Regions from separate parts of the Homo sapiens genome. Here region 1 is linked to region 2. The links are chromatin loops, found by intact Hi-C in ENCODE. Cell type or tissue: prostate gland. All regions are shown on one strand. Each heading gives the region's core, and the rest is flanking DNA. Links, peaks and the distances in the headings are about the cores only. Region 1 has its middle 48 kb from the start of LINC02843. Region 2 has its middle 68 kb from the start of MIR4289.

Evidence for each region. Hi-C counts contacts between places; a loop is a spot of excess contacts. Peaks named below come from ENCODE experiments on the same cell type or tissue, not always from the same donor. Only the 100,000 strongest peaks of a DNase experiment are listed, where the experiment ranks them.
Region 1: it touches region 2 in a loop (2.4-fold over the local background); 3 of 110 quality-filtered maps call a loop at or near these places.

Annotation. Positions count from the first base shown.
Region 1 is chr9:88,596,220-88,611,980 of GRCh38, forward strand. No RefSeq gene overlaps it. Among named protein-coding and RNA genes, the nearest start is that of LINC02843, 48 kb to the right of the region's middle. In prostate gland, for the core only: no CTCF peak of the experiment used is centred there; DNase peaks (open chromatin) are centred at 8,814 and 9,382; H3K27ac peaks cover 2,666 bases.
Region 2 is chr9:88,806,241-88,822,001 of GRCh38, forward strand. No RefSeq gene overlaps it. Among named protein-coding and RNA genes, the nearest start is that of MIR4289, 68 kb to the left of the region's middle. In prostate gland, for the core only: no CTCF peak of the experiment used is centred there; no DNase peak of the experiment used is centred there.

The sequences.
Region 1 (15,761 bases), core at 4,736-12,735, 210 kb before region 2:
ACACCAACGACCAAGGGTTCTGCAACTCTCCAAACACAAACTGGGTGTCCAGTAACTCAGTCCTATTTTTGTTGTGGGTGAGCAGTGACTGCCTGGGCCGGTGGTGCAGGGGTAAAATAATTTATCAAGACAGTGGTAGGCAAAGAAAGGCAGATTTATTAGAGGAAGTAGGAAAATACGTTGTAAGAAAGCAACAGACAGAATCAGCAAGAGAGGAGCTGACTGCAAGGAGACAAAGGCTTGGTGGGGATTTTATAGAATAGTGTTTATGCTATAAGCTGAAGAAGGGTTTGTGCAGTGCTGAAAATGATGAGGTTCCAGTGAACTCGCTTGCAGGTATCCGGTGACAGTTGGGCACAGGAAGATCGTGAGTTATTTGCACAGGAGGGCCATGTGTCCTGGACCATGAAGAAAGGCAGACTTAGAGCTTATCTGTTTCCTCTTTTTGTTTTCCCTTGGTCCCACTAGCCCTTTCCCTAATGAAGACTCCATAATTCTGACATGAACTACCTGGAGTTAGCTGACCCCACAGGTTTAAGGGCTCAGTCCCACGAGATAGCCCCCAGTTCAGACTCCAGTTGCAAGAACCAGGTCCTCAGTTTGCCTACACTTCTGTCTACTTTAGCTACAAAATTGGGGTTCCCACACCCCCATTCAGGTTTAATAACTTGGTAGAATGACTTGCAGAACTTAGAAAAGTGCTTCACTTACTGTTACCAGTTAATTATAAAGGTTACAACTCAGGAGCAGCCTGAAGGAAGAGAGACATAGGGCAAGGTATGCGGGAAGGGCAGGGAACTTCCATGCCCTGTTTGGGCATCTCATCCTCTCACCATCTCCATGTATCCACCAGCCCTGAAGCTTTCTGAACCCCATAATTTGTTTTTATGGAGGCTCCATTACATAGGCACAACTGATTAAATCATTGGCTATTAGTTATTAACTCACCCTCCAGCCTTTCCTTCCTCCCTAAAGGTCAGGGGTGGGGACAAAGTTCCAAGTTTCTAATGAAGGCTTGGTCTTTTTGGCCACTAGCTCCAATCCTCAAGATATCTAGGAAGCCACCAAGAGTTGCCTCATTAGAATAAAAGATGCTTCACCCTCCATTCCAAGATGGCCGAGTAGGAACAACTCCGGTCTGCAGCTCCCAGCATGATTGACACAGAAGACAGGTGATTTCTGCATTTCCAACTGAGGTACTGGTTCATCTCATTGGGACTGGTTGGAAAGTGGGTGCAGCCCACAGAAGGCCAGCTGAAGCAGGTGGGGGCATTGCCTTACCCGGGAAGTGCAAGGGGCTGGGGGATTTCCCTTTCCTAGCCAAGGGAAGCTGTGACAGACTGTACCTGGAAAAACGGGACATTTCCGCCCAAATACTGTGCTTTTCCCATGATCTTAGCAACTGGCAGACCAGCAGATTCTCTCCCGTGCCTGGCTGGGTGGGTCCCATGCCCAGGGAGCCTTGCTTACTGCTAGTGCAACAGTCTGAGGTCAACCTGTGAGGCTGCAGCCTGGCAGGGGGAGGGGCATCCACCATTGCTGAGGCTTGAGTAGGTAAGCAAAGCGGCCAGGAAGCTCTAACTAGGTGGAGCCCACTGCAGCTCAGCAAGGCCTACTGCCTCTATAGACTCCACCTCTGGGGGTAGGTCATAGCTGAACAAAATGGAGCAGAAACTTCTGCAGACTTAAACGTTCCTGTCTGACAGCTCTGAAAAGAGCAGTGGTTCTTCCAGCATGGCGTTTGAGCACTGACAACAAACAGACTGCCTCCTCAAGTGGGTCCCTGATGCCTGTGTAGCCTAACTGGGAGACACTGCCCAGTAGGGGCCAACAGACACCTCATACAGGCGGGTGCCCCTCTGGGACAAAGCTTCCAGAGGAAGGATCAGGCAGCAATATTTGCTGTTCTGCAATATTTGCTGTTCTGCAGCCTCTGCTGGTGATACCCAAGCAAACAGGGTCTGGAGTGGACCTCCAGCAAACTCCAACAGACCTGCAGCTGAGGGACTTGACTGTTTGAAGGAAAACTAACATACAAAGGAATAGCATCAACATCAACAAAAAATACATCCACACCAAAACCTCATCTGTAGGTCACCAACATCAAAGACCAAAGGTAGATAAAACCACAAAGATGGGGAGAAACCAGAGCAGAAAAGCTGAAAATTCTGAAAACCAGAGGACCTCTTCTCCTCCAAAGGACTGCAGCTCCTCACCAGCAACGGAACAAAGTGGGATGGAGAATGACTTTGATGAGTTGACAGAAGTAGGCTTCAGAAGGTCGGTAATAACAAACTTCTTTGAGCTAAAGGAGCATGTTCTAAACCATTGCAAGGAAGCTACAAACCTTAAAAAAGGTTAGAAGAATGTCTAACTAGAATAAACTATGTAGAGAAGACCTTAAATGACCTGATGGAGCTGAAAACCATGGCATGAGAACTACGTGACGCATGCACAAGCTTCAATAGCTGATTCGATCAAGTGGAAGAAAGGATATCAGTGATTGAAGATCAAATTAATGAAATAAAGCAAGAAAACAAGTTTAGAGAAAAAAGAGTAAAAAGAAATGAACAAAGCCTCCAAGAAATATGGGACTATGTGAAAAGACCAAATCTATGTTTAATTGGTGTACCTGAAAGTGACGGGGAGAATGAAACTAAGTTGGAAAACACTCTTCAGGATATTATCCAGGAGAACTTCCCCAACCTAGCAAAGCAGGCCAACATTCAAATTCAGAAATACAGAGGACACGACAAAGATACTCCTCGAGAAGAGTAACCCCAAGACACATAATTGTCAGATTCAGCAAAGTTGAAATGAAGGAAAAAATGTTAAAGGCAGCCAGAGAGAAAGGTCGGGTTACCCACAAAGGGAAGCCCATCAGGCTAACAGTGGATCTCTTGGCAGAAACTCCACAAGACAGAAGAGAGTGGGGGCCAATATTCAACATTCTTAAAGAAAAGAATTTTCAACCCAGAATTTCATATCCAGCCAAACTAAGCTTCATAAGTGAAGGAGAAATAAAATCCTTTACAGACAAGAAAATGCTGAGAGATTTTGTCACCACCAGGTCTGCCATACAAGAGCTCCTGAAGGAAGCACTAAACATGGAAAGGAACAACCAGTACCAGCCACTGCAAAAACATGCCAAATTGTAAAGACCATCGATGCTATAAAGAAACTGCATCAACTGATGGGCAAAATAACCAGCTGACATCATAATGACAGGATCAAATTCACACATAACAATATTAACCTTAAATGTAAATGGGCTAAATACCCCAATTAAAAGACACAAACTGGCAAATTGGATACTCAAGACCCATCAGTGTGCTGTATTCAGGAGACCTATCTCATGTGCAAAGACACACATAGGCTCCAAATAAAGGAATGGAGGAAGATCTACCAAGCAAATGGAAAGCAAAAAAAAAGCAGGGGTTGCAATCCTAGTCTCTGATAAAACGGACTTTAAACCAACAAAAATCAAAAGAGACAAAGAAGACCATTACATAATGGTAAAGGGATCAATTCAACAAAAGAGCTAACTATCCTAAATATATATGCACCCAATACAGGAGCACCCAGATTCATAAAGCAAGTCCTTCCAGACCTACAAAGAGACTTGGACTCCCACACAATAATAATGGGAGACGCTAACACCCCACTGTCAATATTAGACAGATCAACCAGACAGAAGGTTAATAAGGATATCCAGGACTTGAACTCAGCTCTGCACCAAGCAGACCTAATTGACATCTACAGAACTCTCCACCCCAAATCAACAGAATATACCTTCTTCTCAGGACCACATCGCACTTATTCCAAAATTGACCACAGAGTTGGAAGTAAAGCACTCCTCAGCAAATGTAAAAGAACAGAAATCACAACAAACTGTCTCTCAGACCACAGTGCAATCAAATTAGAACTCAGGATTAAGAAACTCATTCAAAACTGCACAACTACATGCAAACTTAACAACCTGCTCCTGAACGACTACTGGGTAAATAACAAAATGAAGGCAGAAATAAAGAGTTCTTTGAAACCAATGAGAAAAAAGACACAACGTACCAGAATCTCTGGGACACATTTAAAGCAGTGTGTAGAGGGAAATTTATAGCACTAAATGTCCACAAGAGAAAGCAGGAAAGATCTAAAATCGACACCCTAACATCACAATTAAAAGAACTAGAGAAGCAACAGCAAACACATTCAAAAGCTAGCAGAAATAACTAAGATCAGAGCAGAACTGAAGGAGACAGAGACACAAAAAGCCCTTCAAAAAATAATGAATCCAAGAGCTGGTTTTTTGAAAAGATCAACAATATTGATAGACTGCTAGCAAGACTAATAAAGAAGAAAAGAGAGAAGAATCAAATAGACGCAATAAAAAATGATAAAGGGGATATCACCACCGATCCCACAGAAATACAAACTACCATCAGAGAACACTATAAACACCTCTATGCAAATAAACTAGAAAATCTGGAAAAAATGGATGAATTCCTGGACACATACACCCTCCCAAGACTAAACCACGAAGAAGCAGAATCTCTGAATAGACCAATAACAGGATCTGAAATTGAGGTAATAAGTAATAACCTTCCAACCAAAAAAAGTCCAGAACCAGACAGATTCACAGCCAAATTCTACCAGGGGTACAAAGAGGAGCTGGTACCATTCCTTCTGAAACTATTCCAATCAATAGAAAAAGAGGGAATCCTCCCTAACTCATTTTATGAGGCCAGCATCATCCTGATACCAAAGCCTGGCAGAGACACAACAAAAAAAGAGAATTTTAGACCAATATCCCTGATGAACATCGATGCAAAAATCCTCAATAAAATACTGGCAAACTGAATCCAGCAGCACATCGAAAGGCTTATCCACCATGATCAAGTCAGCTTCATCCCTGGGATGCAACGCTGGTTCAACATACGCAAATCAATAAACGTAATCCATCACATAAACAGCACCAATGACAAAAACCACATAATTATCTCAATAGCTGCAGAAAAGGCCTTTGACAAAATTCAACAGCCCTTCATGCTAAAAACTCTCAATAAACTAGGTATTGATGGAACGTATCTCAAAATAATAAGACAAACCCACAGCCAATATTTATGACAAACCCACAGCCAATATCATACTGAATGGGAAAAAACTGGAAGCATTCCCTCTGAAAACCAGCACAAGACAAGGATGCCCTCTCTCACCACTTCTATTCAACATAGTGTTAGAAGTTTTGGTCAAGGCAATCAGGCAAGAGAAAGAAATAAAGGGTATTCAATTAGGAAAAGACGAAGTCAAATTGTCCCTGTTTGCAGATGACATGATTGTATATTTAGAAAACCCCATCATCTCAGCCCAAAATCTCCTTAAGCTGATAAGCAACTTCAGCAAAGTCTCAGGGCACAAAATCGATGTGCTAAAATCACAAGCATTACTATACATCAATAACAGACAAACAAAGAGCCAAATCATGAGTGAACTCTCATTCACAATTGCTACAAAGAGAATAAAATACCTAGGAATCCAACTTATAAGGGATGTGAAGGACTTCTTCAAGGAGAACTACAAACCACTGCTCAACGAAATAAAAGAGGACACAAACAAATGGAAGAACATTCCATGCTAATGGATAGGAAGAATCAATATCGTAAAAATGGCCATACTGCCCAAGGTAATTTATAGATTCAATACCATCCCCATCAAGCTACCAATGACTTTCTTCACAGGATTGGAAAAAACTGCTTTAAAGTTCATATGGAACCAAAAAAAAGCCCACATTGCCAAGACATTCCTAAGCAAAAAGAACAAAGCTGGAGGCATCAAACTATACTACTGACTTCAAACTATACTACGAGGCTACAGTAACAAAAACAACATGGTACTGGTACCAAAACAGATATATAGACAAATGGAACAGAACAGAGGCCTCAGAAATAACACCACACATCTACAATCATCTGATCTTTGACAAACCTGACAAAAACAAGAAATTGGGAACAGATTCCCTATTGATTAAATGGTGCTGGGAAAACTGGCTAGCCATATGTAGAAAGCTGAAACTGGATCCCTTCCTTACACCTTATACAAAAATTAATTCAAGGTGGATTAAAGACTTAAATGTTAGACCTGAAACCATAAAAACTCTAGAAGAAAACCTAGGCAATACCATTCAGGACATACACATGGGCAAGGACTTCATGACTAAAACACCAAAAGCAATGGCAACAAAAGCCAAAATAGATGAATGGGATCTAATTAAAGAGCTTTTGCACAGCAAAAGAAACTACCATCAGAGTGAACAGGTAACCTACAGAATGGGAGAATATTTTTGCAATCTACCCATCTGACAAAGGGCTAATATCTAGAATCTACAAAGAACTTAAACAAATTTTCAAGAAAAAAACAAACAAACCCATCAAAAAGTGGGCAAAGGATGTGAACAGACACTTCTCAAAAGAAGACATTTATGCAGCCAGCAGACACATGAAAAAATGCTCATCATCACTAGTCATCAGAGAAATGCAAATCAAAACCACAATGAGATACCATCTCACACCAGTTAGAATGGCAATCATTAAAAAGTCATGAAACAACAGATGCTGGAGAGGATGTGGAGAAATAGGAACACTTTTACACTGTTGGTGGGAGTGTAAATTAGTTCAACCATTGTGGAAGACAGTGTGACGATTCCTCAAGAATCTAGAACTAGAAATACCATTTGACCCAGTGATCCCATTACTGGGTATATACCCAAAGTATTATAAATCATGCTACTATAGAGACACATGCACAAGTATGTTTGTTGCGGCACTATTCACAATAACAAAGACTTGGAACCAACCCAAATGTCCATCAATGATAGACTGGATTAAGAAAATGTGGCACATATACACCATGGAACACTATGCAGCCATAAAAAATGATGAGTTCATGTCCTTTGTAGGGACATGGATGAAGCTGGAAACCATCATTCTCAGCAAACTATCACAAGGACATAAAAGCAAACACCGCATGTTCTCACTCATAGGTGGGAATTGAACAATGAGAACACTTGGACACAGGGAGGGGAACATCACACACCAGGGCCTGTCGTGGGGTGGGGGGCTGGGGGAGGGATAGCATTAGGAGAAATACCCAATGTAAATGATGAGTTAATGGGTGCAGCAAACCAACATGGCACATGTATAACTACGTAACAACCCTGCACATTATGCACATGTATCCTAGAACTTAAAGTATAATAATAAAAAAAGAATATATTATATACTTGTAAATTGCCAAGAGAGTAGATTTTAAGGAGTTTAAGTGTTCTCATCACAAATTATGTTTGAGGTAATGGAAATGTTAAATAGCTTGATTTATCCATTGCACCAACACTATATTGTACAATGTAAGTATATATAATTTTGACTTACCTAATAAATAATTTTTTGAAAAGAATAAGATACATCTATATGCGCTGACATAAAAGAATAGACATGATATATTGTTGAGTGAAAATAAGTGGCATATAAATTTTTGTCTGATATAAATTTTTAAAATCATGCAGTTTAATTTATTCCTTCCATAGACAAGTGAATAACATGGAAAAAGGTTGAGAAACATTGCATGGAGTATTTATTTTTGGTTCCCAATAATTTCCTTGCTACTCCAAATAAAGAACTGTTTTTTTCAGAATCACCTCAACTATGTTCAACTTCTATCTTGTTAGATGGGGGAGAGCAGCCACCCTCACTCTTGGGTGAGGGAGGCTCACTCAGGGATCACTGTCCTTCGCTGCCTTGTGTTCAGTCTAGAGAGTCTAAGTAATGTTTCTGAGGACACATAGCTTATAAGACACAAAGCGATACTAGACTCAGGTCTGTCTGTTTCAAGGACCCACAATTGTAATCTTCACACCATAAAGCCAATGAGAGTGTATTTCAACAAAAAAAGAAATCATATAATCAAGTCTCTATAAATGCCCTTAACTAAGATTTTCAGCCCACTGTGTCACCATGGAACTCACTCTTAATTCTTGGATACAGGACAAAAACCAAGGTGAATCACTGACTTACTTGCTTCCTCCGTATGAACAGCTATTGTAGGCAGCAGGAGTAATATGGTGATAGGCCTGCATTGCAATAGCAAGGTCAGCAGTTGCTATTAAATCTTGACAGACCCCACTGTGGGACAAAAAGCATGCTTGCCACGCCAAGACTAGATAAGATCCAGAAAAACCCCAGTGTCCACCTATGTTCTAGACTGAAGTCCACAGATCTGGTCCACAAGTCTCAGAAGGCTTCATCTTATCCCTGAAGCTTTCTAATTATAGTCTTTTCCAATCAGGGTCCCAAAAGAGAATTAGCCTACAGACAAGTGATTTCGTTGACTAATTCTCCATTTCCCAAGAATGCAACATAGCTAGTACCATTGTAGATGGAGAGGAGATAAGCTAATTTGTTACATGTTTGGTTGCCTTAATGGACTGGAGCTTTATTCTATCAGTAATCCTTACTGAGAAAGGTCAATTGAAGTTTCCAATCTAACTTGGTTTATGGTGGGAGTACACAAGGTAGATGTGGAGTCTTCTGCTTTATCTGGGAAGAAATATCTGGCTGTATTTGAATGGGCACTGAACCTGAGCCCCATGAGCCCAGTAAAAGAGTGTGGCCTCATCTGGGCTGGGCTAGACATGCCCCTTTCCCAACCAGCCCTTCCTGAATCATTGGGTGAGGATGCTTATCCAGGCCAGCAGAAGACTCAGGGTTATTTTGGGAAGGACAGACACACATCCTTGTCCTGAGATAGGGCAGGCTATGATCACCGGAATGCAAACGTTAAACTTGTCACTTCCAAGATGTGCTCAACTCTCCTCCTCCCGCTGAAATTCAGTTCCCATAAATGGACAGAGAGCTAATTTCCCTTGGCTTCATCTCAAGACCAGGTCACTATGTTCCCAAAGTCTAGCTTAGCTCAAATGTCTTTACCTACTAAGGTTATTTTTCTGCTGCTGTGGTGGAATTGCTATTTTCAGTAGCTGAGAAAAATTCAATATTTATTTTTCTTGGTGGGAAATCCACAGTGAAGTAGGTGGTTCCTGGAAGCTGTTTATTCCCCCTATTGCATTGTCTTGAGCAAATGACCATGATTAATAATATTTAAAGGGATTAATCTCATTCTGCAGGAGGCAAGCAGTAGAGCAGATAGATATAAATAGAAATATTGAAACAGATATAAATATAGATATCTCTTGCCCATTTTAATTCTACATATTTACAGCTTCAGGGCATAATACAAATGGACAAAGAACCTAGCCAGCAGAAACCGAATAAAATTCCAACAGGGAGATTTATTACTGCCTCTGGAAGTAAATCATAGTTGATATTCTGGACTGAGTTTACTCTGAGCATGTGATCTTACTCAATCAGATCATGCTAAATATAGACTTGGAGAGGACTCATGGCAGAACGTTGACTGAGGCCATAAGCTGCCATCTGGATTTTTTGTATCTTTTTTCAGAAAACAGTGAATTCACCCCGGCATTCAGCTTCCGTAAGATCAAGCACAGAGGTCATCTGCTGCGGATTTGTAGAGGAAAGTTCACACTGCTGTGAAAATATATTCCCAGTTATATTTGAATTTCTAGTTTTAGGACAAAATTCTGCTATCTTTTTACAAAAAGCCCCCCCTCCCCTTACACCCCATAACACGCCACTCTTTATAGGATTGTCACTCATGATTATGATGACAGGAAGCATTGATGATGACTCATTGATTTTTTTCTATATGCCCCGAGAAGTTGGTGTGATCTTTCTGGAAAAGAAGACCTTCTTTGACACATAATGTTTATGAAAATATCAGAGGTTCAGGTTGGGTAATCTGTCTCAAACTCTCCCTCAAGCCCCTCTACTCCCTCTAGGAAGAACACAACACGAATCCTGCAGGATGACTGAAAACTCCTCTGTTGATCAGGGCATTCAGCAAGCAAGTCTGCACAGCCCTGCTCACAGTCACTCCACTCTGAAACCAGTTCTGCTTTGGGAAAATATTTCCTGGGTTTAACAAAGTCCCTTATGCTGACACCTGTGTATTTTTCTTTATTCTGCTTTAATGTGATGTATAACTTTAGAATCATAGAGCACTAGTGCTTTAACGGAGTTTAGAGCCTAGCCTTAGAATTTAACAGGAACAAAAGCTTGGGCCCAGAAAGCGTGGGTTCCCATAGCTAGTTAGTAGAATAGAGGCTTGGTCTCCTCAGCCTGCAGGGATTTCTTTTCTACCATTAATGGCTGTATTTGAAGATGTATTTAAATCCCTCCTCAGCCTCCATTTTTCAAGTTGAGATGTTCTTTAGTCTCCCAATAAGTATAATTTTCCGAACGTTAGATTCTTTTCTCATATTTTCTCCTTTCTCCATGTGCACATTAAATTATGGTGCCCTGTGCTGGTCTCAGAATAAGTAGCAGACTTTAACTAGTACTGTCTGGGATAGTATTATAATTCATAATAATCCATTGACTATGTAGAAATAGTTCTTAAGTTCTTAATTCATAACATGTCAGACAGTGATATATACCCTGAGGATATAGAAATGAATAACAATAAGGTTCATTCTTCAAGGACCTTGAAGTCATGCAGGGGAGATGTGTATTGAGTGGTTGACCATAGCTAGGTAGGAGGTAGGAGGTAGGAGGTGTTCATGTGTGTTTGGGAGAAGTGTTGGGGCACAAAAGAGGGTGTCCTTATATGTATAGGATTTTAAGAGAAATTTTAAGTCATTTTTTAGCCAAAAGTGGGGTGTTTTAGCTGGATCTGAAAGAATCCAGCAATGTTTAAGAATTGAAATAATGCTGTTACTATTATTTGTGTATATGTTCGTGTATCTTGGGTATTATTCGGAGTCATGGGATCACATCAGTTACGGAAAGATCACTTTGGTTGCAATGTGGATAACGGATTGAAGGGGAAAAAAAGAAGAAAATTCACTTAGGAGCCTAAAGTAACATTCCAGGAAACAGATGGTACAGATTTCGGCAGAGCTGTGACAGAAGACTAATCCTCAGGATTTAGTGACCTCTTGAATGCTGATTGTTGAGGAAGAGGTCAGCAGTGATTTCCAAGGTTGTGCTTTGGACAACTGGGTTGGACTATTTAATAATAATAGGCTTGTGGTTATTCTTTTAAATTATCAAATAATCATGGAATAGTAGAAGGTTTTGGGTGGAAGATAAGGAGTCCAATTCTAGCCACGTGGAACTTGAACAACTTGGAATTATCCAGTTTGCATTATCCAGTGGGCAAAAGGATACATGGGTCTGGAGGGCAGGGGAGGATCCTGGGATATGATATAAGGTGGCAGTTAAACCAAAATGTGGATTACTGTATTCAGGCAGATGTTAGAGTATGAACAGAAGAAGGTCACTTGTCAAAGAGTAGGCAGGAAGCCTCATGAAGGAGACTGGAAAGAAATGTTTGGAAGGCATGAGGAGAACCAGAAGCATGTGGCCAACAGGCCTCATGTCCTTGAGGGATCAAGTGACAGAAAGATTAAAATCTATTAAATTCTGCAGTGAACTTATAATTGGTGATCTTAGGGCAATTTATTGGGGTGTGGAAAGCTCTGAATCCAGAATGCAACACACCGAGGAATCAGTTTCTTCCTTTATTTAATTAATTAATTTATTTTTTTGAGACGGAGTTTCGCTCTTGTTGCCCAGGCTGGAGTGCAGCAGCGCGATCTTGGCTCACCGCAACCTCCACCTCCCAGGTTCAAGCGATTCTCCTGCCTCAGCCTCCCGAGTAGCTGGGATTATAGGCATGTGCCACCACACCTGGATATTCTTCCTTTATTCTATTGATATGCTGTGTTACTTTGACTGATTTTTATATGTTGGAACCACTTTCACATTCCTGGGATTACTCTCACTTGGACATAATGTATAATATCTTTAATATACTCCTGGATTCAGTTTGCTAGTATTTTTTTTTTTTTGGCGGGGTAGAATGCAGTCTCACTCTGTCACCCAGGCTAGAGTGCAATGGTGCCGTCTTGGCTCATTGCAACCTCTGCCTCCCAGGTTCAAGAGATTCTCATGTCTCAGCCTCCCGAGTAGCTGGGATTACAGGCATGTGCCACCACACCAGGCTAATTTTTGTATTTTTAGTAGTGATGATGTTTCACCATGTTGGTCAGGCTGGTCTCGACCTCCTGGCTTCAAGTGATATGCCTGCATTGGCCTCCCAAAGTGCTGGGATTACAGGTGTGAGCCACTGTGCCCAGTCTTCAGTTTGCTAGTATTTTGTTGAGTGTTTTGGCATCTACATTCATAAGAGACTTTGGTTTATAGTTTTCTTGTGATGTCTTTATCTGGTTTTGGTATCATGGTAATGCCGACCTCATGGAGTGAGTTAGGAAGTTTTCTCAATTCTATTTTTTTGGAAGAGTCTAAGAAGCATTTCTACTAATTCTTAAAAATTTGGTAGAATTCACCATCTGGTCCTGGGGTTTTCTTTATTGGAAGCTTTTGGAGGGTTGACTCAATCTCTTTATTTGTTATAGGTCTATTCAGATTGTCTGTTTCTTCCTGAGTCAATTTTGGTAGCTTGTGTGTCTCCAGAAATTGTCCATTTCATCTAAATTGTCTAATTTGTTGGCATACAATTGTTCACGGTATTGTTTTACAATGCTTTTAATTTCTCTATATCGTTAGCAACATCTCCTTTGTTCCTGATTTTAATAGTTTAAGTCTACTCTTTTTCTTTTTTCTTGGTTAGTCTAGCCAAAGTTTTCTCAACATTGTTGATCTTTTCAAATAACTATGTTATGTTTTATTAATTTTTTCCATTGTCATTCTATTCTCTACTTCATTTATCTCTCCTCTAATGTTTATTTTTTTCCTTCTTCTTGCTTAGGTTTAGTTTGCTCTTCTTTTTCTATAGTTTTTTAAAAAAACTTTTATTTTAGGTTTAGGGGTATATGTGCAGGATTGTTATATAGGTAAACTGTGTGTCATGGGGGTTTGGTGTACAGATTATTTAGTCACTCAGGTAATAAGTATAATACTCAATAGGCATTTTTTCTTGATCCTCTTCCTCCTTCCACCCTCCACCCTCAAGTAAGCCCTGGTGTCCAGTTGTTCTCTTCTTTGTATCCTTGTGTTCTCATTGGTTAGCTCCCACTTATAAATGAGAATATACACTATTTGGTTTTCTGTTTCTGCATTAGTTTGCTTATGATGATGATCTCCAGCTCAATTTATGTTGTTGCAAAGGGCATAATCTCATTCTTTTTTATGGCTGTGTAGGATCCCATGGTATATATGTACCACTTTTCTTTATTCAGTCTACTGTTGATGGGCATTTAGGTTGATTCCATGTCTTCGTTGTGAACAGTGCTGCGGTAAACATATGTGTGCCTGTGTCACTATGGCAGAACAAATTGTATTCCTTTCGATATATATCCAACAATACGATTGCTGGGTTGAATGGTAATTCTGTTTTCAGTTCTTTGAGAAATTGCCACACTGCTTTCCACAATGACTGAACTAGTTTACACTTCCACCAGCAGTGTTTAAGTGTTCCCTTTACTCTGCAACTTCACCAACGTCTGTTATTTTTTGGCTTTTTAATAATGGCTATTCTGTCTGGTGTGAGATGATATCTCGCTGTGGTTTTGATTTGCATTTCTCTAATGATTAGTGATGTTGAGCATTTTTTCATATGCATGCTGGCTGCATACATGTCTTTTTGTGAAAAGAGTCTGTTCATCTTCTTTGCCCACTTTTTAATGGTATTGTTTGTTTTTTGCTTGTAAATTTGTTTAAGTTCCTTATGGATTCTGGATATGAAACCTTTTTTAGATGCATAGTTTGCAGATATTTTCTCTCATTCTGTAGGTTGTCTATTTACTCGGTTGATAGTTTCTTTTGCTGTGCAGAAGCTCTTTAGTTTGATTAGGTCCCATTTGTCAGTTTTTGGTTTCTTTGTAATTGCTTTTGATGTCTTTGTCATGAAATCTTTGCCAGGTCCTGTGTCCAGAATGGCATTGCCTAGATTTTCTTCCAGGGTTTTTATAGTTTCGGGTTTTACATTAAGTCTTTAATCAATCTTAAGTTAATTTTTGTATATGGTTTAAGGAAGGGGTCCAGTTTCAATTTTCTGCATATGGCTAGCTAGTTATCCCAGCACCATTTATTGAATAGAAAATCCTTTCCCCATTGCTCATTTTTGTTGGCCTTGTTGAAGATCACATGGTTGTAGGCAACCAGCATTATTTCTGGGCTCTCTATTCTGTTCCATTGGTCCATATATCTATTTTTGTACCAGTACCATGTTGTTTTGGTCACTGTAGCCTTTGAAGTCAGGTAACGTAGCCGGGCGCGGTGGCTCACGCCTGTAATTGAACACTTTGGGAAGCTGAGGCCGGCAGATCACCTGTGGTCAGGAGTTCCAGAACAGCCTGGCCAACATGGTGAAACTCTGTCTCCAGTAAAAATACAAAAATTAACTCGGCGTGGTGATGCATGCCTGTAACCCCAGCTACTCCAGAGGTTGAGGCAGGAGAATCGCTTGAACCCTGGAGGCGGAGGCTGCAGTGAAACGAGATCACTCCACTGTACTCCAGCCTGGGTGACAGAGTAAGATTCTGTCCCCACCCCCCAAACCCCCCATCCCAAAAAATAGGAAAAGGAAAAATGAAGTCAGGTAACGTGATGCCTCCTGCTTTGGTCTTTTTTTTTTTTTTTTTTTTTAAGGATTGACTTAAAGAGCTATTCAGGCTCTTTTTTGGTTCTATATGAATTTTAAAATAGTTTTTTCTACTTCTGTGAAGAATATCATGGTAGTTTGATAGGAATGGTATTGAATCTGTAAATTACTTTGGACAGTACGGCCATTTTAATGATATTGATTCTTCCTATTGATGAGCACAGCATGTTTTTCCATTTGCTTGTGTCACCTCTGATTTCTTTGAGCAGTGTTTTGGTATGCTGTGTTTTTGTTTTAATTCACCTGAAAATATGTTTTAGTTTCCCCTGTGATGTCCTCTTTGACTCATCAGTTATTTAGGAGTGTTTAATTTCCACTCTTTGTGAATTTTCTTCTATTAATGCTTTCTAATTTCATTCCATTGTTGGAGAATATACTTGGCATAATTTTTATATTTTTATATTTGTTGAGATTTGTTTTTCTGGACTAATGTATGGTCCATTCTGGAAAATAGTTCACTTGAGAAGAATGTGTATTCACCTGTTGTTGGGTGGAGTGTTCTACAGATGTCTGCTGGATTTCATTGGCTTATAGTGTTGCTCAAGTTTTCTATTTTCTTTTTGATTTTCTATCTAGTTTTTCTAGACATCATTGAAAATTGGTATTAAAGTCTTCAACTATTATTGTTAAACTCTATTATTTGGCCTTCAATTGTGTCAATTTTTTCTTTGTGTATTGTGGAGCTCTGCATTTAGGTGAATATATGTTTATAAGTGTTATACTTTATTAATGAATTGACCCTTTTATATTAATAATTATATAATGCCCTTTTTGTCTCTTTAACAATTTTTATATTGAAGTCTATTTTGTTTGATATGAGTATAGCCATTCCAGCTCTCCTTTGATAACTACTTGCATAGAATGTTTTTTCAACATTTTCCTTTCAACCTACTTATGTCTTTAAATCTAAAGTGAATTCTTGTAGACAGAATATAATTGAACCACGTTTTAAAAATAATCCATTCTGGCTGGGTGCTGTGGCTCACACCTGTAATCCCAGCACT
Region 2 (15,761 bases), core at 4,625-12,624:
CTCAAGTGGTCCTCCTGCCTCAGCCTCCCAAAGTGTTGGGATTACCCATGGGAGCTGCCATGCCTGGCCTTATTTCCTTATTTTATGCTGAGAATATAGCCTTGAAAAGCTTGCCTCTCATCAGATCTTTGGAGAGATCTTTTCCAGCAAGTTCACCTTTTCCTCTTGTCGTCTGTCTTACAGAATAATCATCCCAGCAGACTGCAAGGATTTTTATGCCCGGAGAAGCACTGTCTTCAACAAGGGACATGGAAAAATTTCAGTTTATGTTTGAAGAGAACATGGATTCATTTGAAGAGGGATGTTGGAGGAGGAGGAGGCTGATGCGGGGAAACACCGCCTCTGTGGTCCGCGTTTGAGAGGTTACAGGGCCATCTGCTCAGCCTCCACCCAGTGCCACTGGGTTCTCCTGGATGGGGGCCTTCAGTGTCACAGATCTTTGGGGATTACCTCCTGACTCAGTAAAGAGTAAGGCAAGATTAGAGTATCCCAAGTTTGAGAGTAAGAAGCACTACCGTGGTGGGTTCCTGCTTTCTCCCTGTCAGTGCCTCCTCTTTCCTGGACGTGCAGTTTGGGAGCAGTTGGCCCCACCTCCCAAACCAATTTCTAAGAGCCCGTTGGGATTGCCTTAAACCAATCAAGACATGAACTCCACCATGATTGGTTCAGGGATAATCATATGACTCAAATCAGTCCAATCAGGTTCAGTAGCACTCAAGTGCAAGACATTTGGGTCCCAGAGAAGCAAAACACTTTCCTCCTGATTGGAAGCTGGCAGCGAGAGAGGAAGCTGCTGAGCACCATTTTGAGATGGTGGAGGGAAAGCCAGTGCTGAAGAGACACTTTTGAGAAACTGAGGGAAGAAATCAGTGCACAACATTTGAACACCTGGGTCACCTGTTGCCTGAAGCCAGCCTTGCCTTTAGACCTTTGCGCCCAATAAGCCAACACATGTCCTTTCTTTTTTTCAATGCCACTTTAAGTTATGTTCTCCATTACAACCAAAGCTCTAGGATAGGAGTGTGGCTATCCTGGGGTCTGCTCTTTGGACAGAGTCCTTATGGCCGTGACAGAATCACCGTGAAAGGAGCTCTTGACTTGGTGTTGGGGCATCCAAGCTCTGATCTCATTTAGACTGAACTGGTTGGCTTTCTCTGAGACTCCAGTCCTCATGTGTGATAGAGATGATCCTTCCTGGCCTGTTTAACACAGAACTGATGTGAAGTCACCTGAGACAGAGAAGAGGAGAGCACACCGAAGAGTCTGAAGCTAGTGAGGCCGCTGTGCTCCTGGGAGCAGGCCGGACACTCCCTGGGGAGGCACGGTTGGGGCCAGCCTTCTGGAACCAGGCAGGCATGAGGCCAGGAGGCACTGTGCCCATGAAGGGAGAGACATGCTGGAAGGAGGGGATGAACAAGGGAATGTCCAGCCTGTGCCAACACCTGTGGGCAGGTGAAGGTCCTGTCCTCATTACACGTCCACCTTCAGTGTCTATATTTCTGCTTACCATGACACAGGAGAATGACAGAGTTTGGGGCAGAAAGTCCTTTGACCTTGATGCTGTGAGTCCATGCAGAAGGTAGCCACCTGGCAGGTCATTAAAAAAGATTCAAGGATGTGATTCTATAGAACAGCTATGCATGCCCAGGAGATTCCTTTCTCCCCACTTTTGAGAAATTCTTTGAGAGCAAAATTAATTCATGTAGTATCTGTAGGAAGCAAATTATTTTCTTTACTTGGAAAGAATTCAAAAGACATGAGAGGGCAAGCAGTTGGTGGCAAGCACATGGCCAGTGAGAGACACAGGTGCTCCTCCTGCTGTAGACCAGCGTGGTGTTGCCTCGTGCTGAGCTAGCTGCCTTGCTAGAGGCCCAGGTTGCCTCTGGACTGCTCATGGGCAAACCATCCTTGCCAAACTCCCTGAGGTCAGCTCCTCCCAGCCTTGGGGGTCTGTACTGTGGCAGAAGCCCCTTGTGGTTCATCCCTCAGCCATGCTTGTGGCACCACAGCCACCCTCTATAGCTGCTCCAATGAACACAGCTCCACAAGGCAGCTTTTCTCACCTCTCCAGCCCAGGGTGGGTTGTGTTAACCATGTCTTCTATTTTCTATATTTCCTAATGCTTTTGTAACCATGAGACCAGCTTAAACCCACTAACAATTGCCTAAGCTGTTATACATGGCACAGAGCCAAAATTGCAAGACATGTATCCTGGGCAAGACATGTATCCTTCAGCCTCCTAATTGGTAACAGGACCAGCATGGCAGTCTGGCTGCACTGGCATCATCTGGGACTAGTTAGAAATGCCATAAAAGCTTGACCCACTCCCAGATAGGCCTAGATGGCTTGAGGTAGAGAATGCTACAATTTTAAAACATCATTTTGCGTCAGAGCACGGGAAACAGATTGGAGAATTGCCACCTATCTCCTTGCCAGTAGACTCACAATGGCATTGTCTTTTGCCTTTCTCAAAAGCCGGTGCCATAATATTGGCTCCTGTGTTCACTGGATTACGAGACCATTGCTCAGTGACACTTTGACAACTAGGGCCTTGCTGGCCCTGTATGGACTGCCCCTCCCAGGGTTCATCAATTTGTAAAAGTAGTAAACAACTCATACAAGAGATGCTTCTCAAATACAAACCAACCAATCCAGCGCCCACACCCCATCACCTTCCTTACTGGATTCTCACACTCTGGGCCACTGTGCCCCAGGGGCACCCCTTATGCCCCAGAGCCTGTTGAAGTTAGGATTGTTGCATTCCAATCCTAAGCTTGCTTACCCTACATCACTTATTCCTTCCCCTACATCACTTATTCCTTCCCACAGAAACCGCAATAAAGGCTCTTGGCCATGTTTTCCTCCAGTTCCCTCTGCTCCCTGACCAGCCCTAGTGCTTCCCCACACACCCCGGCATGAGGCAGGGTGTCCCCTCCTCTTGGAGTCTGAGTGACTGAATTATCTTTTCAATGGCACCCCTCTCCCTCCCCGCTCTCCTGCTCTGTTGGCCTTACTATACCTCCAGTTTTCTATCAACCCACTATATTTTGAAATCTGGGCCCAGTGACAACGGTCCTCACTCAGAAGGTTCCAGTCATACTTTCTAGGAGAAGCTCAAAGTTACACACCTTGCATTTCACAAGTGCCAGTTCATTGTTTTAAGCCTCAAATTTCTCAACAGAGCAGGAAACCATTGTTGTTGTTGTTCTTTCTGTGCCTCCACAACCCGAGATAAACATCAGCCTAGAGTTTGGACAGGGAGTTGTTTATTATTCTTGGAAAAATAAGGAGAGAGGAGGCAAGTCTTGCATCAGTGTGCTCGCCCCTAGAGAGCTGTTATCATGACACAAACCCCAGGAGGAGGCCATCTTGTGAACAGTGATAGCTTCTAGCTCCTTCCACTGTGCACCGGATGGGTCTCTTCAGACATGGAAGTGAGACAGGCAGCTGTGCCCAGACTGTGGGGCTCATCAGCTTGGAAACTTCTGCCCTTAGGAACATAAACCTCCGGCCCTAAGTGGTTCAGAACTTACTGCCACTCAATCCCCCTGGCATGGGGCTTTTAATTTATTTGCAACAGTTTGGAAAAACATGATTTAAATGGATAAAGTTCAAATATGAGCCAGCCAGTCTTGTCATCTTCATCACTGTACATTATTTACGTCAACAACAATCGTGAACTTGTATGAACTGTCAGGAACAGAACCCAAATGAAGTTTCCCCTCATCTATCATGTTTATTTTTCTTTGTTAGTACAGCCAGCACGTTTTGCATTTTTATTATCCAGTCTGCAACAACGCCAACATTCAGCATGGCAGACTTCCACAATACGTTAGGGGAGCTGATGACTTAGGAACAACATCAAAAGGCAATGAAGCAAATGAAGATGAATTGGTGCTCATTTGCTTGCTTGCTGCTGTGCTATGAAGTAGGAGAGGAAGGGCAGGTTTTATGTATGTTGAAAAATAATTTTGTGTCATTTCAATTAACTAGAGCATGCTGCTGGAATAATAAGCTTGAAATGGGAATTTTTCCACTCCTGGCTTCTGCAAGGACAGACATGGGCCAGTTCTGTGGGGATGGTAAGCCCCTACAACCCCTCTACTCAACCCCTCGGTAAAAATTCAGAGTGCTAATGATGATGTCCTACAAAACTACAAATGAAAACCATATGACATCCCATGGTCCACCGTTTTTATGATCTATGAAAGGGAATCTCATTGCAAGAGGCATCTGAGGGCCACTTTCCGTGTTTGTGGGTAATGTGTCCACGTGGAGACAGGCTGTGGATACCTCCCCAGTGTGGGTCTCCCAACAAAGCAAGGGGAAGACAGTTTGCTCTTAAACATCTCCCCACACTCCTTTTATGGATTCACTCCCCTTAGCCTCTCCCATATGCTTCTGGACTGCCTCATGTCAAGAAACGGCTGGTTGTCTACCCAGCTCCCATTATGCCTTTATTCTTTAAGAGGAGTCTGATTTTATTCTTGGAGTTAGCGTTCCCAGGTATGAAATGAAACTTTCCATCCTCCATTACAGCCAGGGGTGGGCAGCAGACCCAGTTCTAGCCCATAAACCCAGTCAGAAGAGCTTCCAGCAGATGTCTCTGTTTCACCCCTTCCCCTTCCTCCTTGTTTTTTTCTTTCTTAACCTGACCTCCACTATCCTTAGACATGGCCTCCACCCTCAGGCTTTCTCTCCTTAGACATGGCCTCTGACCTCAGGCTCCCTTCCTCCTTAGAAGTTCCTTCTACCCTCAGGCTCCCTCCTCCTTATACGTGGCCTTTGCCCTCAGGCTTTCTCTCCTTAGATGTTGCCTCTGCCCTCAAGCTCCTTCCTCCTTAAATGTGGCTTCTGCCCTCGGGCTCCCTCCTCCTTAGATGTGGCCTCTACTTGGAAAGTTTAGGGACTGTGTTCATCCTTCCAGCCCCTGCCCAGTTCCTGGGTCTCTAACATGCTTGTTAAATGAAAAAATCAGTGGTTGTGGAATGCCCTTCAAATTTAGCTGGATGGATCTGTTGCAATGTTGTGTGGTATTTGCTTAGATACCCTAAAAATGCCTGAATCTTGCTCTGGCCCAGTGACTCCTTGTTTCTCTGAGGAGACGGTAGAACATGGAATCAACATTTCCAGCTGAATGGTGAGGTGAGCTGAAAAACTGCCCCGTCAACCCATAGAACCAGGAGAAACAACAGCATTGCTGTATACGGCCACTAAATTTTGGACAAGTTTGTTATGCAGACACAGACAACTGATACATGATCCTTTCTCCTTAATTCCTTATTCCCCCACTAATGAGGCAACTTGAGCATGTTTCTTACACCCTAATAGAGTGGATAAGAGATCAAAGACTTGAACAAGATCTATGCATTGCCTTGAAACAATACCTGCAGCAATGATTTCAGAGCAAAGATGCAGCCTTTGTGCCCCCCTGCAATGGATACAGTGACAGCGGCCTCAGGCCAAGCGCGAAGACGCTGGTGCTGCTTCCAGCCTGGCTCCCCTGGGCCAGTCTGCTTTGCCACACAAGCAGACTAAGTTGGCACGGTGTTTTCTTTTTCTTTATTTTATTTATTTATTTATTTATTTTGAGATGGAGTTTCACTCTTATTGCCCAGGCTGGAGTACAATGGCTCTATCTCAGATCACCACAACCTCCGCCCCCGCCTGCCCCCACCCCACGTTCAAGCGATTCTTCTGCCTCAGTCTCCCAAGTAGCTGGGATTACAGGCATGCGCCACCACGCCCGGCTAATTTTGTAGTTTTAGTAGAGATGGGGTTTCTCCGTGTAGGTCAGGTGGGTCTTGAACTCCCGACCTCATGTGATCCACCTGCCTTGGCCTCCCAAAGTGCTGGGATTACAGGCATGAGCCACCGCACCCGGCGGCAGCACAGTGTTTTCAAAATATGCTCTGAGAAACAGTAGGGTTTCCACTAAGGTGCCATGGGGCAAGGCCAAGGGCATCCCCAGAACCTGGACTGTGGGACCTTCCCCTTTTGAGGGACAGGGATTTCTGGCTCTTGCCTGGGTTTTATATGTTGGGCTTCTATATACAATTTTATTTAAAGAAGGTATTTTGGTGTTTTTAACATGTGAACATCACTGAAAAAGATTATTTCTAGGGGCCTTTGGGGATCTAACACTGAGTAAGCCTGAAAAGTCTGTGGATCTGTGATTGGCACTCACAGCATCTGAAGAGCCACAGGGACTTGCAATGCCAGCATCATAAACCATGATCCTGGGGATTCAATACGGAAAACACACCCTTTTTCATAGAAAATTACTCCAAGACAATTGCCCATCCAAATGAAGCAGAGGGTGTTCTGAATGGAGGAATGAAGACAGATAGTGAAAAACAGGTAAGGACAGTCCACCCTGAATCCTGTCCAGTGCGGGGCCCCAACCAGGTGCTGGCCTGTTCCCTCTCTGTTTCCTATTTTGAGTGTTTTTTTTTTCTCTTTCTGTTTCTGGTTTCCATTGTTGGGTTTTCTAAATTTGCATTGCTCATGGAAGTATCTCCAACTCCTCCTCTTTGTCTTTGGCGTATCATCAAACTGTTTGTTGCTAATAAGAAATAAAATCCGCATACCTGCACTTTAGCTGGTTTAGACTTGCGTGGCACAATCAGAAAATACTCTCTTTGTCTCTCTAAGAAAGTCTTCAGTGGAGGGAATATTTCTCTTCCCCGGGGACGGCAATGCAGCAGGCCTTATACTTCTCTTACTATTTTTAAAAAAAACTCTTGATGGAAGTATTCTGTCTACTCAAGCCATCAAAACACAGTCTTAGAATATAGTCTCAATTTGGTCATTTGTGTTGAATCCTGTGTTGACCTGAATTGAGCGTCCCCTGCAGGCACATGTGGGCGGGCAGGCCAGTTCAGGGCCAGTCAGTCTGTCTGAGCCTGGTCTCTCCTGTTGTCCAGGGCCTCTCCACTTATGGCTGAGAGCTCACTGCTCCACATGAAGGTTTGGAGGAGGGACCACAGGAGGAGGAGAGCCCTGAGGACCTGCCTTCTGGGCCCAGGAAGGGCCTCCTGCTGACCCTCTCATAGTGCATTCTGGCTTGCCAAGCTCCCCTCTCACTGGGTGGGCGGGGAGGGTCTGTGACCGCAGCCCCTTCACCTGCAGTCGGGTTCACTTCTGCGGGTCGCTTACTCAGGGAGCCAGAGGTGGAGGGAGCTGAGCTGGCCTTTGATGCTGCTACCTCCCACACCAGGCCCACATCCCATCAGGCCTCCTGCACCCTGAGCTGCAGCCGGCTCTGACAGGGCATCACTCCCAGCACAGTGGGTCTCCCATTCCCCATGATCTTAACAGCCACAGGAAGCAGTTCCTCACACGGAAGCGGGCAGGATGAGCTCTTGACTTGAGCTAAAAGGGAAAACACCTTCCACACCTACAGGGGGCTTCGATACACCCTCCAAATAATCCTTTTCACAGAGTCTCCCAGCCTCCCCCACATGAGGCCTAGATGCTCCAACAGGTCCTCAGAGAGCAAAACCAATTTTTAATGAATTCCGTTGTAAATGTTGCATAAGCTCCGGCACCTCGTTTGAAATGCAGCCAGTCCTGTGCCCTGTTTTCCAAGCAGCGCCTTCATGTTAACATCTTTTCATCTCTGGGAAGAAAATTGCTTTCCATCAAAAGATTTAGAAAGCATGGGATTTATAATTCTCTTTAATAAGCAAAACATGCGTGCAGAAACGCTAAGAAATGAGCGTGTGGGGTTTCCCCACTCAGACCCAGGTCAAGGTCAGAGCCTCCAGGGTCCCTATGTGCCTTAGTCATTTATGTAAACAGTCCTTTACTTTAGGGCACTTTCTGTTGATCTATTGGCCATATACTTTTTTTTTTTTTTTTTTTTGAGCTGGAGTTTCACTCTTGTTGCCCAGGATGGAGTGCAATGGCATGATCTTGGCTCAGTGCAACCTCCAACTCCTGGGTTCAAGCAATTCTCTTGCCTCAGCTTCCCGAGTAGCTGGGATTACAGGTGCCCGCCACAACACCTGGCTAATTTTTGTATTTTTAGTAGAGACAGGGTTTCACCACATTGGTCAGGCTGGTCTCCAATTCCTGACTTCAGGTGATCCACCCATCTTGGCCTTTCAAAGTGCTGGGATTACAGGCATGAGCCAGCGCGGCTGGCCATACACTTTTAAAGGAGGGGTCTGCTTTAAGATTTGGATGAAAAATAAATAAAATTAACTGCATGAAAAAGCAATTTGCAAATGGGTGGTCCAAGCCCCTCTTAAAGTTTGATACATCTTTCAAGCTGAGAGGAAGTCTACGTACCTCCACCATCTCCAGAGTTTGTTCCCTGCAAAAGTGATTTTAATCTAGAGCAATGAATTCTGCAAACTCACATCTCAGGCATGTTCCTAATAATAGACTGCCTCCCTGCCCCCACACTGGCAGCCGAATGTTGCCAGTCCCAAGGAATGCTCCATCATGATGCCATTTGCCTGTCAGGACTCTATCCCAGCAGCAGCTGCAGCTGATTATGGCTCGGCTGTGGGCTGTGTTTTTTTATGATCCACCTCCTCCCTTTCAAAATCAATCAGGGCACACTCATGGAAGTAAAATTAGAGGCCCTGGCCAGGGCTTCAGCTTGAGAAATGCACTTTCCCCTCCTTTTCAGGGCAGTGGTGTCCAAGGAGGCCAACAGAGGGGTGGACACCCCGCAAGAAGCCCTGTGACAGCCTCCACCCAGCGTGTCTCCATCTATAGGCAGTTGCTAAGAGACTTAAAATGCTTTTATTCCTGAAGTTTCTTCTTCTTTCCCCTCCTAACCACCCTGGTGTGGCCCTCAGCTCTCAGTAGATATTTCATGTTCTGCACTCCCCTTCCAACCATGTTTATTTCTGCTTTGGGATGCTTGTTGGAAATAGCATGCCATTCAAAGTCACAGACTGTCACCTTGTCCTTAGCTGCTGCCTTCATTTCAGTCCTTTTTTCTACCTATCGAGACTCATTGGCAACCACCATGTGGTCCCTCCCCAGTTATCCCACTGCTCTCTGGGGGCATCATCTGAGCTCGGTTGTCCCTCAGCAGCCTGGGCCAGAGCTGTCCTCTTTGGTTGATTCTTGAACAATCCATCACCTTCACATCCCAACGTGACATTTCCATAAGATCAAACTGCATTCTTTATCCATCCCTGAAGATACATATTCATTTTCAAAAGCTTTGGCTCTCAATTAAAACAGAGAGAGTCATTTGGTCGAGGGCTCTGTGGAAAAGACATTATTAGCTGGAGTATTCTTCTCTTCCCTGTGGTGAATGAGAGAGCATTTTCCAATTAAGGCACTCATTCACTTTCAAGAGGCATGTGCAGGGTGCTCAGATGCGGTATAAAGGAGAGCCAGGCAGATCAGTAGCAAACGAGAGGAAAAACTGGTGGAAAATTAAGAAGAAATGAGAGTATTCAGATGCCAGAAGAGAAAATGAAAGACTGATACAGTGACGTACTCCTGCCCCAGAAGCGGAGTGTCTGCTCAAAAGCGTGAATTTGTGCAAAAGGTTGTGCACCAAAGCAGAAGGGATTCTGTTTGCACAAATGCATGTTTCTATGGATGTGCACGAGATCTGTTGTTCTAACAAGAATTGCTGAGCATTTCCAGCAGGTCACTTAGGGGAGAAAGGACTCTGCAGCCTTCCTGGCCCATCTTCTTCCTAGGTATCCCGGGGGAAGGGCATTTCTGATCTGCCTGCTCCAAAGCTGGGACTAGTACTGGGCCATCTGCTATCGCCTCCCAGGTGATGTGCCATAAAGTCAGAACTCATGAAACATCTCCTGGGCAGCCTCCTTCACTTTCCACACCTGTAACGAGTGGAGAAATTTAGGCCTGGGTCTCTCTTTCTCTCACTCTCTCTGCCCCATCTTCGTCATACCAGATATTCCGAGCATGCTGGTCCCAAAATACAAGTAGTGTAGGGGAGGCCTGGAGAGAGTGAGGCAGGAGCTCAAGTTGTCCCAGAGCCTTGCGTGGGAGCTGGTTGTTGCTTTCCTGGCCACTGACAAAGCGCTTCACCGACCTCCAGTCTATTCTCATTTCCTGCCTTTGACTCCTCGGTAGAGCGCCGTGCATCATGACTGATGACTGACTCTCTTGCCGGCTCCCTGTGGTCAGTCCCTGGGTTGGGTTGAGGCAGACACTCCATCTTCATGGAGTGTGGTCTACTGTGGAATTTCCTGCTGTGTTGGTCTCTGCATCGGTCACTGTGATGGTCCCTGCTCTGGAACAGTGTAGACAACAACTGAGTCTGAAAGGAGAAGGATGGACAGGATCCAGATCCAGGGCTTTTCAAGTTGGGATTCCCCTGGGGCCAGGTAATCTATGTGCTCCAACAGCTCACTTTTTGAGTGGGCAATGTCACAGGCCAACTCCTTTGCTTCAGGTATATCAGGTGTACTAGGGTGTGCCAGAGTACCAGGTGTGCCGGAGGGATCAGACGTGCCAAGGGTGCCAGTTGTGCCAGGAGACCAGGTGTGCCAGGAACAAGGTGTGCCAGGGACCAGGTATGCCAGAGAACCAAGTGTGCCATGCGTACCAGGTGCATCCAGGGACCAGGTGTGCCACAGGACCAAGTGTGCTATGGGTACCAGGTGTGCCCAGGGACTATTCACATCAGGGGTACCAGATGTACAAGGCACCAGGTGTGCCAGGGGACCAGGTGTAGCAGGGATACCAGGTGTACCAGAAGTACCAAAGGTAGCTCAGCTCTTCTCCAGCTGATGATGCAGTGTTGACTCTATTTTTCTTTGAAATAAGAATTTTGTTCTCTCCTTCTCACACACGAAAATTATAAGGAAATTTATTTATATTTATTTATTTATTATAATGAAATTTAAGGAAAAATTGTATTTATAGTAAATACAAATAGATAAAAAGTTAAAACTATCTAAACTACCCCATTCAGGAATAACCACTTTAAATGCTTTAATGTCAGTCATTCCAATAATTTTTTGATTTTACATGTAATGTTTTCAATACACTCTACTTAAAAACAGAATCGTGATTTCAAAGCCTGTTAGTTCAAGAAACCTGACATTTTCAACATCTTTCTGTATCATTAACACACTCCTACAACATCATTGTTAATGGCCTTCTGGGATTCCATTACTTTGAATGTAACAAAACTTTTTCAACCAATCTCTTCATTTTGGACTTTCAAATTATTCCTCCCTTATTTATCTAACCTACTACTGATAGATGTTTGCTTGGGTAGTACCAACATAAAATAGCCTTGCCAGGTGCCAAGTGTGGTGGCTCAAGCCTGTAATCCCAGCACTTCGGGAGGCCTAGGTGGGCAAATCATTTGAGGTCAGGGGTTCGAGACCAGCCTGGCCAACATGGTGAAACCCAGTCTCTACTAAACATTCAAGAAAATTAGCCAGGCCTGGTGGTGGGTGCGTGTAATCCCAGCTACTGGGAGGCTGAGGCAGGAGAATCACTTGAACCTGGGAGGCAGAGGTCACACTGAGCCGAGATGGCGCCGCTGCACTCTAGCCTGGGCGACTGAGTGAGACTCAAAAAAAAAAAAAAAGCCTTTCAGGTTGCACGGTGGAAGATATCAGCTCCTCGGTTTTAATTTGCATTTTTGCATGTGAATCATCCTTTGGTATTCTTTGCCCAATTCCTTTAGTGTCTCAGTATTAGGCTTTAAGATTTAAGGTATAAAATCTTCATCATACAGAGTGAAAAATATGGTTCTTTTTTGTCATCCATCTCTCTAGTTTGTTAGGGGTGTTTAATCTAACACTGTATTTTCTTATTTGTTATGTTTTGGGTGGAAGGAGAGAGGTCAGATCCCTTATTTTTTATCCTTGTGGTCTCTGCCTTGAGGCCCTATGTAGAGGGCCCTTTTCACATCGAGATGTATCTACAGGCTCACCTATATTTTCTTTCATTACTTTTATGTTTTTTAAAAATAATTGTCTTACATCCATTTATTTGTATGGCATAAGGTCTTTAATATTTTTCTCAAATGATTAGCGCAGTTACCATTTTTTATAAAAACAAAAGTTTACATGCTCCCTTTCTCCTACATTAAATTTTTATATATGCTTAGATCTGTTCCTGAAATGTATGATCTGTCTTACTCATCTGTCTATCCATTTCTGAGCCATGGTCACAGTTTTAAATTATTGTAGTTTTCAAATATAATTTTATTTCTATTTTTCAAATATAATTTTCTTTCTTGTATACTAGATGGCCCCGTCTTTAATTACTTAAATAAAATTTATTATCTCCTCTGAAACATTTTTTTCTCCCAGGTAAAATTTAAAGTGGAAAAAAAGCATTGCGGTTGCTGTTTTCCAGCAAACTCCTGCTGTGTTCTTGCCGCACACCCCCGCTAGCCCTGGGAGAGCCATAGGGAATGTCTCACATGTGCTGTAATCCTGCAACACTGTCACTGTGCCAATCTTGAGTGCAAATGACAGGTCCTGCCTTCTCTTTTGAGTGTGTGCTTTCCCCCATCTACCTACAGAACTGCAGCAACACAAAGAATGGAAGGGCAGAAGTTGCCTAACGTTGCCTAGTGCAAGCCTGGCCTGCGAGTCTGCTCAGAGCACAATTGCAGTTTGTAGAAGGCAGCCCCAGGGGACTCCTGGGCAGAGAGAGCTAATACCAGCTAGGTGATCACAACTCCCCAGGAATGCTGACCACGGAGGGAGGCTGTCCAAGGGTCTACGAGATGGCATCCCTCTGTAGACGGCCTCCCTCTGTGGATGGCATTCTATGGGTGAATTGATACAATTCATTCGTCTTATTCAGATTTCCCTATTATCACATTACGAGTCCTCCATGGGGACTCATCAGGATTCCTTTGTGGTCTGAAATGCAGGAAATTGAGCTCTTTGGGTCAGAAGCCAAGTTAAACAAGACAGACTCCAGATGCTCTGCAAGATGGATGCAGATGCCAGCGGCACCAAGGTTAAGGTGGGAGGCATCCACTCCACTTCCTCCCATGGGAGTCTGGTCCTTCCAGGGCCGGTGGGCACCGTTCTTCCCCATGCTGCAATGGTGTTGAACAATTCCTGGGGTAAAATAAAGTTAGTAAAGACAACAACTTTCTTATGTGATAAAAATTAGCACCAAGAACAGAGAACAAATAAGAGCAGCTTCATGGGCAAGCAACCCAGGCAGGTACACAGGTCTCCACTGTCAGAAGGGCCCTGTGCTTGGCTTAATGCTCTCCTGTCACCATCTTCAAATTCTAAATAATTGTGAACGAAGGCTCTTTCCTTTTGCATCATGAAGCGGGTCCTAATTAGCAGTATAGGAGAAAGTAGAATCTTTAATTGCAGTCAACTGGCTTGGAGTCTTCTCAAACTCAGCCTCCACTTGTGCATTATGCAGCAGTGAGGGCTGGGTCTGCATTTTGGCACCTAAAATGTGTACATTTCCATTCAGTGAATGAGTCTCCCATTCCTAACATGGATGAGGTTCCAAGATTCCTGAGGAGTTGACCTATTCCACTGTGCAATTTATCAAGCCTGAAACAAGGAACATCTGATTTGGGATTTAACAATATTGTTTTGTTTTAATTCAACAAAACAGGTTGTAGGAGGACAACATGCAAGATTCTTGTGGAAGTCTAGTCCTTCCAGGGCAGAAAGGTAGCCACTTCTACCTTTCTCCCTATGCCCATCCCTAACTCCAGCAATCACTAATTAGTACCCCCATCTTATAGTTCTGTTATTTCAAAAATGTCATACAAGAGAAACCATAAAGTATGTAGCCTTTTACAATTGACTTTCAATCAGTATAATTCCCATGAGATTCATCAGAGTTGTGGTGTGTTTCAATGCTTAATTTCTTTTTTACTGCTGAGGAATGTTTCATGGTAAAGGTATGCCAAGGTATGCAGGCCACCTGGGGGCTTTCGTTTCCATGTGGAGGAGTCAGTGGATAGGTTATGACCAGGCCACAGCTGCCAGGTGACAAGGGCATTGTGTTCTGTGGCTTGTGGCTTGGGGCAGCCTCTATCAGATGTCCCCACACAGCTAATCCTACCCACAGCCAAGATTAGAAATGTCAAAACCCTTATCCTTCTGCAAAGTCCCTCCAGCACTCTGTACTAAGAAAGCATAGCATGGGACATAGGAGAAAAGCTTAATGGAACTCTGGGATTTATCATACAGCACATACGGAAGTGTTCTTTGGAGCTGAGAGGCAATAAATTGATAACTGACATGATATACACAAACAAGCTTATTTCTAACTCTGTCTTCTGCTCAGTTTATCTGTGTATCTATCTCTTCATTGATATGACACTGTCTTCATTACTTTAGCTTAATAGAGAAAGTCTTGATATTGGGTAGAGTGATGGCTTATACTTCGTTCTTCTTCAAATTGTTTTAGGTATTCTAGCACATGTATTTTTCCATATAATTTATTTTTTATTTTTTTATTACTATACTTTAAGTTCTAGGATACATGTACAGAACGTGCAGGTTTGTTACATAGATATACACATGCCGTGGTGGTTTGCTGCACGCATCAACCCGTCATCTACATTAGGTATTTCTCCTCATGCTATCCCTCCCCTATCCCCCCAACCCCCGACAGGCCCCGGTGTGTGATGGTCCCCTCCCTGTGGCCATGTGTTCTCACTGTTCAACTCCCACTTATGAGTGAGAACATGCAGTGTTTGGTTTTCTGTTCTTGTGTTAGTTTGCTGAGAATGATGGTTTCCAGCTTTATCCATGTCCTGCAAAGGACATGAACTCATCCTTCTTTATGGCTGCATAGTATTCCATGGTGTATATGTGTCACATTTTCTTTATCCATTCTATCCATCTAATTTTATAATAAGCTTGCCAATGGCTACAAAAAAAAAAAAAACCTTGCTGGGACACTTAGAGAAATTGTATTAAACCTATATAGGAAAAAATTATCTTTATTATGTTTAATCTCCCAATTCATGAACATAGTATGTCTTTTCATTTATATAGTACTTTTTTGATTTGTTTAATCAGCATTTTGTAATTTTTTAGTATACAGATTCTATATATGTTTTGGTAAGTTTATATTGAAATGTGTCTATTTTTCTTGTTTTTCAGATTTGATAAATTCTATTGATCTGTCTTCATATTTATTCATTCTATATTTCTCATATCCACTCTACTATAGGCCCATTTAGCAAGTTTTAAAAAAAATTACTGTTATTGCGGTTATCAGTTCTATAATTTCCATTTCATTCTTTTTAAAATTTCTGTTTCTTTCTGAGATTGTCTATTTTTAAATTTTATCAAGGGAATTTGTAGTTGCTTGTTGAATCATTTTTATGGCAGCTGCTTTTAAATTCTTGTCAGACAGTTCCAACATCTGCTTCATCTTAGTGCTGGCATCAGTTGATTATCTCTCATTCAAGTTGTGATTTTCTTGGTTCTTGGTATAATGGGTGACTTCTTATTGTATTAGGTTGGTGCAAAAGTAATTGCGGTTTTTGCCATTACTTTTAACAGCAAAAATAATATTGAGAACATTTTGCCTATTGCATTTTTAGACTCTGGGTCCTATGAGACTCTTCATTTTAGGAGGCTGTTGCCAGGCTTAGGGTTAGCAGGTGGCCTGGCCTGCTTTTGTATGCTGTGGTTTCAATCCCATGCTGGTGCTCATGGTTGTGGGGTCATCCCTATGGAACTGTGTGGCCTCTCTGTGACTCTGGTTGGGAGAAGACCTCGTTGGACTTCAGGAACAAAATGTGCTGCTTGGATGGGGCTACTGTTGTTGCAGACAGCCCCTGTGAG